2 separate regions of the Homo sapiens genome follow, and region 1 is linked to region 2. Evidence: chromatin contacts called from ENCODE Hi-C or POLR2A ChIA-PET data. All regions are on one chromosome and are shown on one strand. Each heading gives the region's core, a stretch centred on a gene start or an enhancer-like site at or near the end of the contact. The rest is flanking DNA. Distances are from core to core; before and after follow the strand shown. Region 1 holds the start of CACNA2D2 (calcium voltage-gated channel auxiliary subunit alpha2delta 2). Region 2 holds the start of HYAL2 (hyaluronidase 2).

Region 1 (5,503 bases), core at 1,377-3,876, 180 kb after region 2:
CCACTGAGGGGTTGTCACTCCAGTGCCATGAAGCTGGGTTCCACTCTCCTCCTTGGAAATCCACCTGTATCAAAGTGTCATCCCAGCCTGGCCACACTGACCCAGCAGAAGGTTCTGGGAGGTCACCCATCCCTGAGCAGCCCCACAGAACCTTCTGGCCCGAACAACAGCCTAAACCTTTCTTACCAGTTCAACAAAAGCACCAATTCCACTGGCCATGGTCATGTGTGGGCCCCTTCCTCCCTCCAAGGATCAATGTGCATCCTCGTCTGCGGGACCAGGGCAGCTGAAGGGCACTGGCTGTCACAGCAAACCCTCTGTGTTGTTGTACCATTAGTCACCTCCCCCTGGACCCTCAGAGCGGCACAGCCCCCACCCCACCCCCACCCTCATTCTCTAATTACAGTTTGCAAGACATGTCCCAAACCCCCAAATTAGCTCCAACTATATCGACAACAGCGTCCAGCTGGAAGTGTGTCGCTGCCGTCACACCCGCCTCGCCATCTTCTGGCTGGGGACAGAGGGATAGGTGCCTACTCTGGTCAGGTTCTCACATCGGCCTTCTAGAGGAGACTCGTGCAGGCCCAGAAGCCATCTGACCAACTGCACGTTGCAGGGAAAGGGAGTGAGGTCGGGAGAGGTGGAAAGAGACATCCACTTAAACCTTCACTCAAGGAGCTATGAAACGGCTAAGAAAAAAATAATTGTGGCTTGGCTCGTGCTTGGCTTTGAGGAAGAAAGAACAACAAAAAAATAATGCTTTTGCTTTTTTTAAGCACTATGATTGAAGTCCATTTCCATCACGGCAAATGAAAGACAATAACGCATCCACCAGCCCTGAACTTCCATTCGATTCTTTTCTCCCTGGGCAACCCCCAAACACACATGTGAAAAATCCAGACGGTTGACAGAGGACACGTCCGTGCGGCACTTGTAATTTGCCAACTGATCACCTGCCTGAGCACAGCCAGGCTGTGCAATGAGAGAGACGACAAGACGGAGAGAGAGACCCAGAGAGGCGGTTTTCCTGAGTTTGTTTTTCCCTCATCTTAGAGAGCCTACGAACTGGAGTCGGCAGGTTTTGTGGCAGAACCAGGGGCTCTTACCCTTGGGCAGAGCTGGTTTAAATGACGCAGAGCCAGCCTCTCCCTTTCCCCGAGGCCAGACCCTTCCCCTTGGCCACCAGCAGCCCGACGACTCATGCCCCAGTCTCCAGGCCAGGACACTGGTGAAGGAGTCCAGGGACAGGTGGCTCCTCAGACCCGGAGACAGATAACAGAAGCAAGGTGGTCACCGTGCCCCAAAGGGGGTCTGGGCACTGACATAGGGCTGAAGCACAGTGTCAGGAAACTGATACGTCCTAAAGGCCACATGCACTGAACATCCACTCCCAGCCCCAGACACATCTGGCTAAGCTCACCCGTAGGAGGCAGCCCGAGTTTGCTGGCTCTTGGGGAGGAGGAGAAGGCTCAGAAGGACCAAAAAACCTGCGGAGGCTGGCAGAGCCAGGAGAAGCTATTACTCTGTTGGCAGCAGCAGCAGGCGCAGGCAGGGGTCCTTCCCACCATTCACCTTCTGCCCGGACCCCAACGCCTTCACCTCCCAACTGGGCTCTCCAGGGTACTCTCTCCTCAGGTGGAGGGGGGCCAAGAACAGGGGACACTGCCTCTGTGGCACTGGCCACAGCAAGAAGGTGCTCGCATCATCAGCATACAGCTCCCCACTAAAGGAAAAGGCCCTTGAAGGCAGGTGTGGAGATGTCCCTCACCTCTGGCTGTAAAGCGCCGGATTCCCACCAGGGAGGGAACGTGGGGCAGATGCGCGGCTCCAACTCCGCCGGACAGGGGTCGCTGGCCGCCCCTCTCACCCAACCCGGGTTTCCCTCTCACCGGGTCAGCGGCAGGGGAATCAGCTGACAAGCTCGGACCGCCCCCCCCCAACTCCTCCCGGGGCTTGAAGATCTTGCCTTGCCTCATTCGGGGGATTTGGGGGAAGCAGGGGCACCGCGGGGAAGTTTCGCGACGCAGCCAGAGCGCCGGGACCGCGGCTGCCAGCCTTCGGGGCTTGGGGCCGTCGCCCCCGGGCGCAGCGGGCAGCCGGACCCAGCGCCTCTGCCCTGGCGCGGAGCGCAGGGAAGGAGTAGCGCGGACCGGGGGCAGAGCGGGGCGCAAGGCTCGGCCGGGGTCTCGCGGCCGGCCGAGGCCACTTACGTGTGCTGCTGGGGGAAGCTGTAGGCAGAGGCGCCGGGGGCGGCGAGCAGCGGTAGAAGCGGCAGCAGCAGCCACAGCGGGCGCGGGGGCCCGGACGTCGGGCGCCGGGTGCCGGGGCCAGGGTGGGGGCCGCAGCCGGGCCAGGGGCGCGCAGTCCGCGCTGGGCCGGGCCGAGAGGCGCCGCAGGTCCGAGCCGGCACCGCCATGTTTCCATTCAAGATGCGGCGCCGCGGGGAGGGGGGGCAGTGGCGGCGGCGGCGGCGGCGGCGGGGTTGGGGGGGCGCGGGCGGCGGGCGGTAACTCGGCCTCTCCTCCGCCGCCGCCTTCTCCGCGAGGGGCCTCCGGGGCTGCACGGGCCGCAGCGCCTCTGCGGGCTGCGCGCTGCTATCTCCCTGCAGCGCTGGCTCCAAGCGCTCTGAGCGCCCGGCCCGGGACCTGCGCTCAAATAGCAGCCGCCGCCAACCTGCCGGCACCGCCCTCTTCTCTCCCTCCCTCCCTCTCTCTTCCCGGGCTGGCCCGCCCCCGCGCGCCCCCGCCGCGGCCACGCGCCCACCCGTGCCCGCGCGCCTCTCGTCCCCGCGCAGCCCGAATCCTGCCCTACTGGCTCGGGCGTCCTGCGCCCCAGCTGCTACCCGAGCGCCCCGGGTGCGCCCCCGCCCCCACACCTCAGACCCTGCCGCTCCTCCCCACCCCACCCGCGGGAAGAGTCCCGGGCCCCGCGGCCCAAGGCAGGAGCATATGTGACCCTTTTGGGGGCTCGACCTTCAACAGGCTTAAGGCCTAGAGTCACAGGTTTAATGGTGGAGTGACAGCTTCAGCGGAGACCAGAAAAGGAGGCATGCTGAACTTACAGCCCCCGTGGCTCTAGCTATCTTTAAGATTTCTCTCTGTCGGGGGCTTGCACGCCCGGCTGCTGGCAGAAAGGGCCTGGACCTCCTGGTTCCCTAAGCGGAAACCTGGGCACGGCTGTACGGTTGTGGGGGGCTGGGGACGGCAGGATGCAGCCCTCTGCAGCCACTCGCTTCGCTTCCCTGGGCTGAACAGGCACTGTGTGCAGGCCTGTCCCAAGCCCCAGTTCCCGGAGTTTGCACAGCCTCTGTTTAGATTCTTCCAGAGCCAGGAAGCTCATCTCTGCACAACCCAGTCCTTTCTGTCCTGGAGGCCCCTGGCTCTTCCCTGCTGTGGGCAGAAGACTGGGGCTGGTGTCAACCTTGACTCCACAGCTTGTGGCCCTTTCAGAGCCTCAGTGTCCTCGCTTGTGAATGCTTGTGTGGGTGCCCACTCCCATTTCCAGGATGAAGTGAGAATGGGGAGAATCTCTTGGTAAACTGAAGCATTCACAATGAGGGGAGACCATCCCTAGGATTCTACTGAAGTTACCCTGGAACCCAGCTCTGCCTCTGGTGCAGATAGGATGAGAGAATGCTCCCCACCAACTTGACACAGGGCAGGACCCCCTCAGCAATAACTGCCCACAGACCTGGCCTATCACGAGGAATGAGGGATAGTAACCAGCTGGGCAGGATGGTTCGGAAATGTCCAGATGCCCCACCTCATGGTATCAGTGGCTCTCCTATCACCCACTCACAAGTCAGCCCAAGGAGGGCTTGCAGTTGAAAGGGAATAGTAGCCCCTGGACTGAAAAGGGTAGGGGTAGGGGCTGGAAATAGGGCCTAGGACAGCCTTCCCTTGCTGCCTAGTCCTGCCTTGGCTTCTCCAATCCCAGCAAACCAGGGCTTGACAGGGAACAGTTTCCTTCATTTCTTGAAGTGTCCTCCTCCCTTGACCTGAATGAGCCTTCAGGGGCCAGACAGGTTTGCCAGCAGATCCCAAACCATGAGACCCCAAAAAAAGTATCAGAGGAAGGCAACGCAGGGGCCAGGGGCCTGGTGGACAGGTGGGACCTGATGGACTATGGGAGACGATAGTCCAGCTCTTTGGGGGGACAAGCAGGGTCCTCACTGAGCCAGTTGCCCCCCTGCCACCTCTGGACACAATGGGAGGGCAGGGGGGCAGGGGTCCTGCTCAGGAGTCGACAAGCGTGAGCTCAACAGCTGCCTTCCCAGCCCTGCCTGCTGAGACCTGTTCCCAGCATCTCTGTCTTCCTCATGCCCAAGGTAGGGCTGGCCTGTGATATCCTCTCTTACCTGTTTGCTGGACATATAATACCTGTGCCCATGGCCCCAGGGGACCATCATAAAGGACATCATTCCTCTTGGGTGCCCTGTCGGGGGTGGGCGCCTTCCCAAGGCAGACTCTGCAGTGGCCTGAGAAATGTGAGGGCCAGCCTCCCTGCCCTCCAACACCAGGGTAGCAACGCTATCCCCAAAGTGCCCAGGCCGTCAGGCACATGAAGTCAGTCTAGGTACAGTGGGTGGGTTTTGGCAGTTGGGTATTTCAGTTCTAGCCTCCACAGATGTGCATCTAATTGAGGCTGCTGGCACCAAGGGAAAGGCGGGAGATTTTGGTTGACAGGCCGTTAAAGGAAGACAAATAAGGAGGGGGGGGGTAATTAAGAGTAAACAAGTGGTAAGTGTTTACGAATTATAACTTTTGAGGCTTACAACATCCTCAGCCCTCTTGGTGGCTGGCTACAGCCACACGTTAAGATCTTGGGAGAAAAATTTGAGCCTTCCCAAGGAATAGGGGGACTTCCATGGCAGGCACATTGGTAAATGTGGGGCTGCCCACCTGGCCCAAGTTGCCTGTGCTGGAAGACGTAGGGTGGCAGGGGCAGGTGAAGCTACCCTGACAGGGGGCCTGGTAGGTGCCAGTTCTGCATGGGAGGTCAGCTCAGCAGGTCAGAAGAGACTGATAGAGCCATAGGGAGAAACTACTATGTGCCAAGCAGGCCATGGGCTCAGTTGTGCCACTCGAGGCCCGTCCCAAGCCCCAGCTCCCGGGGTTTGCACAGCCTCTATTTAGATTCTTCCAGAGCCAGGAAGGTCATCTCTGCACACCCTAGTCCTTTCTGTCCTGGAGGCCCCTGGCTCTTCCCTGCTGTGGGGAGAATACTGGGGCTGGTGTCAACCTTGACTCCACAGCTTGTGGCCCTTTCAGAGGAAGCCCATCAGGAACATCCAGGACGCCTGTGGTGGCAAGATTTTCACCCTAGCCTGCCCCGCGCCCAGTCTCACCTTTTACCAACAGGCTGGACAGCTCCTTATTCAGAGAAAACTCCTGCCTCGGGCTTTACTCCTGCAGTTCCTCCTGCCTGGAACACCCTCTTTTACCTCTACCATTTGAACTCAAGATATTTATGAGCCCATTAATACCACTTATACCAGGAAGCC
Region 2 (4,920 bases), core at 1-2,500:
GGCCCTTTAAGACTCCAGTGCGGAGGTGGGCCCGGGATTGGACTTGCGGACGGGGCGGGAAGGTGTGGTCCACCTTTCTCGGTGCCGGTGCCTCGTTTCGGGCTCGAAGAGCCCCAGGTCCTCTGCAGAGGGACGTGGCCGCCCATTTAGGACCCTAATGCCCCTCTGAGCCGGGCTTTCTATGGGAGTCTCAGCCACGAGCGCCAGTCAGCCTGAAATGTTTCCCCTGCAGCCCGAGGCCGGTGGTTCAGTCCTCCCAGCTCCGCGGCGCCGCCAGCCCTTTAAAGAGACAGTGTGAGGGACAAGGCAGGGGGACGGGAAGGGGGGGGGGGGGAATAGGAGGAGGCGTTGCCCCGTTCGGCCATCAGGAGGTGCTGTGGTACTCCGAGGTTGGCAGGGGGCAGCACCAGATCTGGCTCTGCACCCCCTAACGTAGACGCCAGCCGTGGGTCCCCTTTGTGTGGAAAAAGGGACTTTGACCTGAGGCGACCTCTGGTCTCCTGGAGAGTAGTGCCCCGCCTCCCACGAATCAGGGGCCCCCTTCTCTGGTCCGCCGTCTAAAGGGAGGCCCCGCCCCCTGCCAGACTGAGGGAAGGGGCCAAGCACCGCTTCTTAGCCGGCCCAGGAAGGGCCGAGGCAGTCGTTATCCTGGCAGCCCGGCTCTGGGTCGCGGCGTGGCCGCAGGGTTGGGGTCAGGGAAGCTCAGAGGGGTCTAGGAGGTTGGCCGCCCCTCTCCCTGACTCGCATCAGGGCGGGACAGTCATCCCTGAGATCCCGTCCTTTTCTGCCCAGTCTCTGAGGTCCTTTGGGAGCCCGGCTCCCTCTCAACCCCGAGGAGGCCTCCATTCCTTGCAGCAGTTTCTGGCTGGACCTCCGAGAAAGCCAGCAAGAGGGGTCTCCCAGGGCCTCCATCCCGTATCCAGCGCCCCCTACGCTCCACAGGCCTCTCCCGGTGGGGGGCAGGCTTAGACCCTGGCGAGCCCCGTGCGAAACCACCTCGGCTCTTCCTAGGTCCGCTCCCTTGTGCGAGACTCAACTCCCAAAAGGGCCCGCGTCTGCACCACCAGCCCCTAACCCTCCCGGGCGCCAGGAGAGGGAGGGAGTGCAACTGCGAGCGCATCTGTGGGGGTGCAGACCAGCCGTCTGCTCTGGGCTCACCTGTGTGGGAGTCCGTCGGCCCAGTAGGTCGGTGGCCTCCCTCCTTCCTGGGGTGAGCCTCTCCAGCTAGGCTACTTGCGCCAGCTGCTGCCCGTTGGGCAGCTCGCCGAGGACTTGATAAACCCCATTCCCTCCCATCCGCTCCCGCCTCCCATCCCAGCCCTTTCTCCTCACTTCCTGCTGCCCCCTGAGAGGAAAGGGCCAGGAACAGGCGTGGGGGAGGAGATCGCCTTGACCCTGTTTCCCTCCAGAATGCCCTGCTGGCTGGCTGCCCTCCCCACCCTTCCCGAGTAGGATCTGGCCCCGCCAGCTGCGCCAGGTGACAGGAAGGCTATGGGCTCAGGATCAGGTGCCAATCTCCCCCACACCCACAGCTTCCAACACTAGGGAACCTCTTCACTCCTTCCCTAGGATTGGGGCCCATCCTCAAATCCAGTAGGGTGTGAGAGGATGGGGTCAGGTGGTGGTGCTTTTGGGAGTCAAAATACTTGGGGGTCGTTCAGCTGATGGTCCCCCAGAGCAGGTGCCCAAGAAGGGAACTAGCCTTGGGGGGAGGGTCGGGGGGACTTCCAGTAGCTGAGTCCGTTTTTTTCCACTGAGAGCTTCCGCATCCTGTGTGACAGGACAATGTGTTAGTGAGTGTGACTGTGTGGGTTGGGGAGGAGGGGATGGACTGGGAGGGTTCTGCAGAGTGCTTTCCTGCTGGAGTTCATTCCTGGATGGATTTCAGAGTCCACTATACAGAGTAGGGGGCTCCTTACAACATGGATGAGGAAAGGGGTATACTCCTCTGGGAGGGGTGTTCCTGTGGCTGGCCCTAGGGAGGACTGCAGCAAGGTTCCAGCAGACCTCTCCAGGGGTGCAAATCTACCTACCCTCAAATCACCCAGAGCCAACCCCTCAACAACCCAATGGCCCAATGCCCAGGAGCCTCTCCCCCAACAGAAGGCTGTGTGAGGGGTAGGTGAATACCCAGGAGTCTGGCCCTGAGGACCAAGGAGTCCAAGACATGGTAGGGGAAGGTGCAGTGTCCCTGTACCACTGTGCTGGCTTCACAGGGGCCAGAAGCCTTGAAAGCTCCATGGGTGGGGACCCCCGGGGAAACAAAGGCTAGGCCAGACTGTCCCAGGGCAGGGACACTTCCTCAGGCAGCCAGCAGGAAGGAAGTGAGCACAGCCCGGCGGGAGAGAGTGGGGAAGTGTTGCCTGACCCCCATTGTTTCCAGCGATGGGGTCAGCTGGGTAGGCCCAGCACAGGGAGTTCCCTCAGGCTGGGACAGTGGTGGTAGGAGACAGGATGCTATCTGGCATGGGAGAGCCCTGGGCCTTGAACAGCCAGTAGAGGGGGACCATGGAGGATGACAGGGCCTCATGTTTGGCATCTTATGGGGGTATGGGGAGGCACCCCACAGAACTGCAAGTCCAGGCTGGATATGGTGATCCTGCCCTAGCCTTGACAAGTTCAAACCTCCGAAAGACTGGCAGACCAGCTCCCTACACTCAGAAGCCTGTCCCTGAAATCTCCCCTCTTTAACTGGGAGTTGGACTGATAGTCAAAGCCTAAGCCTAGTAGAGAATCTGCCTTATAGCAGCCCCTGAGAAGTGCAGGCAGAATGACCACAGTGGGCAGGCTGCAGGTGATGAGAAGATGGGGGCAACAGACAGCAGGGGCAATACTAGTGGGCCGAGCCTTGCTTGCTGAAACAGCAGCCTGAGCTCATTCTCCCATGGTGTCCGCAGGCAGGCCTCAGAGGAGGCACATGAGTTTGGGTTGCTGAGCCTGGCAGTAGGCCAAAGGCGTGGGGACACCTATCTGGCTGCTGTCCATTAAAGCTGGGCCTTTGAGGTCCATGGGGGTCAGGCCATGACCCCACTTAGGATCAGCTGGCGATGCTACAGCTAAGACAGATATTCCAGAACTATCTTGGGTCACACTCTCTCACCTTAGATCAGGCAGGTGGGGCCAATCCTTAGTGAAGTATCCCAGGGCCTTCTGATTCCAAGGGTCACCACCACATGGATCACAACAGATAAATGAGTGCCCTCCCACCCTGCAGGGGGCCTGCAGTGAGGTCTGTGTGAACACACAGCCACCTGCTGGCCACAGTTGGGATGGCCACAGGCTGGGCTCAGACTTACTCTTGGGCTTTGCTGGTCATAGGGGGCCTGCCAGAGTCCTGTGCCAGGCCTACCTATTGAACCCAGGTGGTAGTCTAGACACTGGGTGTCAGAGCCCCCACAGGATGCCACTCTCATGTGCAGGATCTACAAATCATTTTATTGAAATTGAACAAATAACACAACAGTCTTCCTAAGCTAGGGGCCATCCTCCCCAAGCCATTTCCCACATTATAGAAGCACAGAGCTTGCACAGTACTTAAAAAAAAAGTCACCTCTATATAGAAATCAGACTCTGCCACGACATCATCATGGACTATTTACAAACCTTCACATTATAAGTATTCCTTTTATGGTTTTTCCCTCCTTTCTTTCCCTACCCAGGGGTTCTAGTGCTTTCCCTTGACTGATCCTGAAGGGGTGGGGGTTACTGTAAGGGAGGGGGTGGTAGGCTACTCATAACTACTGGCACCAGCCTTAGGGTGTTGTCCCTTACCACAAGGTGGTGAACAGTCCCCTCCCAATTGGAGGGGTGGAGGATTTGGTGCAAAGCCATGGAGATTAGACAGAATAGGTGGGTTGGAGTAACTCCCCATAGGCACAAGCATCCGCAGCCTGTCCTGACCCCAGCCTGCACTCTCTCAACTCCTCAACTGGGGGTTCGGGGTTGGGGGGCAACAGTTAGTTGCAGTAGGGGGATCAGCCCAGCCCTGGGTAGAGGGAGAAGCCCCCACCCAGTCCCCACTCCTATCAATAGCCAGCAAACTGTCCATCCATCTGAAGGCGGGAACAAATGGCAGGTAGGTCGGAAGAATCAGGCTGGCACTGCCCCCAGCCTCTGTCCAACACAGGAGGAATCGAGGTAGCAAACGGCTGAAATGCTCTGACTAGGGGTTAAAAGGGAAGTGAAGGAAAGGAAGTTCCTACTTGTATACAGTGCCCACAGCCTAGGGGCTGGAAGAAAGCATACCTTGCTTGTAAAGTGCTGTAGCCTCTAGCAGGGCTAGGCCCCAGGCAAACTTGGAAGAAAGCAGACCAGGCAAGGAACCAGGTAACGGGCATTCCTGACTGGTATATGCCCTGCTGTGCTGCTTGCAGGGGTGGCTTGGGAGAGTGGGGTGCTAACTCTGCCATTAGCCTTCACCACCCACCAACCACCTCTTGTCCACACACAAACCAACACCCAACCAATACTGTGGGACCGACCCGCTCACAGCTGAAGGTTATGGGCCAACAGAGTTTATTCAGGGTTGTGGCCCCAGCCTGGGCTCCTCAATGGAAGCCACACCTTGATTGAGCCTGGGAGTTTCTTGCCGGGGCAGGGGGTGCTTCTGTCTGCCACCTCCCAGGGTCACACCTCATAGAGGATCACAGGGAAATCCACGTGGATGCGGGGGTGATCCAGCTTCACGATGCCCTGCCATGGAAACAGAGGCTAGTAAGGGTCAGCTCAGGGCCTCTACTTCAGGAAGCTTCCTTGTTCCTCCCAGATCCCCCCGCAAAAGCCCCCACCATGACAACAGATCCCATCTGGGTCCACCTCCACACGCTTAGTGTAGGCTCTGTGACCGCTGCCCAGCCCCTCACCTGAGGAATCAGATTCTTATGCACTCGCCTCAGCTTGGCCCGCTTCTGCCCGTTCTTG

What was found. A loop is a pair of places that touch in the nucleus more often than their neighbours do. ChIA-PET counts read pairs that join two places held with the same protein, here RNA polymerase II (POLR2A). Pooled maps may share reads with other maps.
Region 1: a loop to region 2 is called in a pooled map, with 4 times the contacts of the local background. The contact joins the promoter of CACNA2D2 here to the promoter of HYAL2 in region 2. A Hi-C loop is called at or near these places in 1 of 50 pooled maps. POLR2A ChIA-PET finds 5 or more read pairs at or near these places in 3 of 52 experiments (CD4-positive, alpha-beta T cell, WTC11 and naive thymus-derived CD8-positive, alpha-beta T cell).

Annotation. Positions count from the first base shown.
Region 1 is chr3:50,501,008-50,506,510 of GRCh38, forward strand. It overlaps CACNA2D2 (calcium voltage-gated channel auxiliary subunit alpha2delta 2), which reads right to left and starts at 2,627. Exons shown (of 38, transcript NM_006030.4): 1 at 2,211-2,627. The coding sequence starts at 2,416. RefSeq lists enhancers at 2,738-3,246, 3,247-3,755.
Region 2 is chr3:50,321,495-50,326,414 of GRCh38, forward strand. It overlaps HYAL2 (hyaluronidase 2), which reads right to left and starts at 1,251. Exons shown (of 4, transcript NM_003773.5): 1 at 1,159-1,251. TUSC2 (tumor suppressor 2, mitochondrial calcium regulator) reads right to left here. Exons shown (of 3, transcript NM_007275.3): 2 at 4,863-4,920; 3 at 3,415-4,692. The coding sequence ends at 4,627. RefSeq lists enhancers at 15-354, 988-1,661, 2,444-2,945 and a silencer at 3,154-3,343.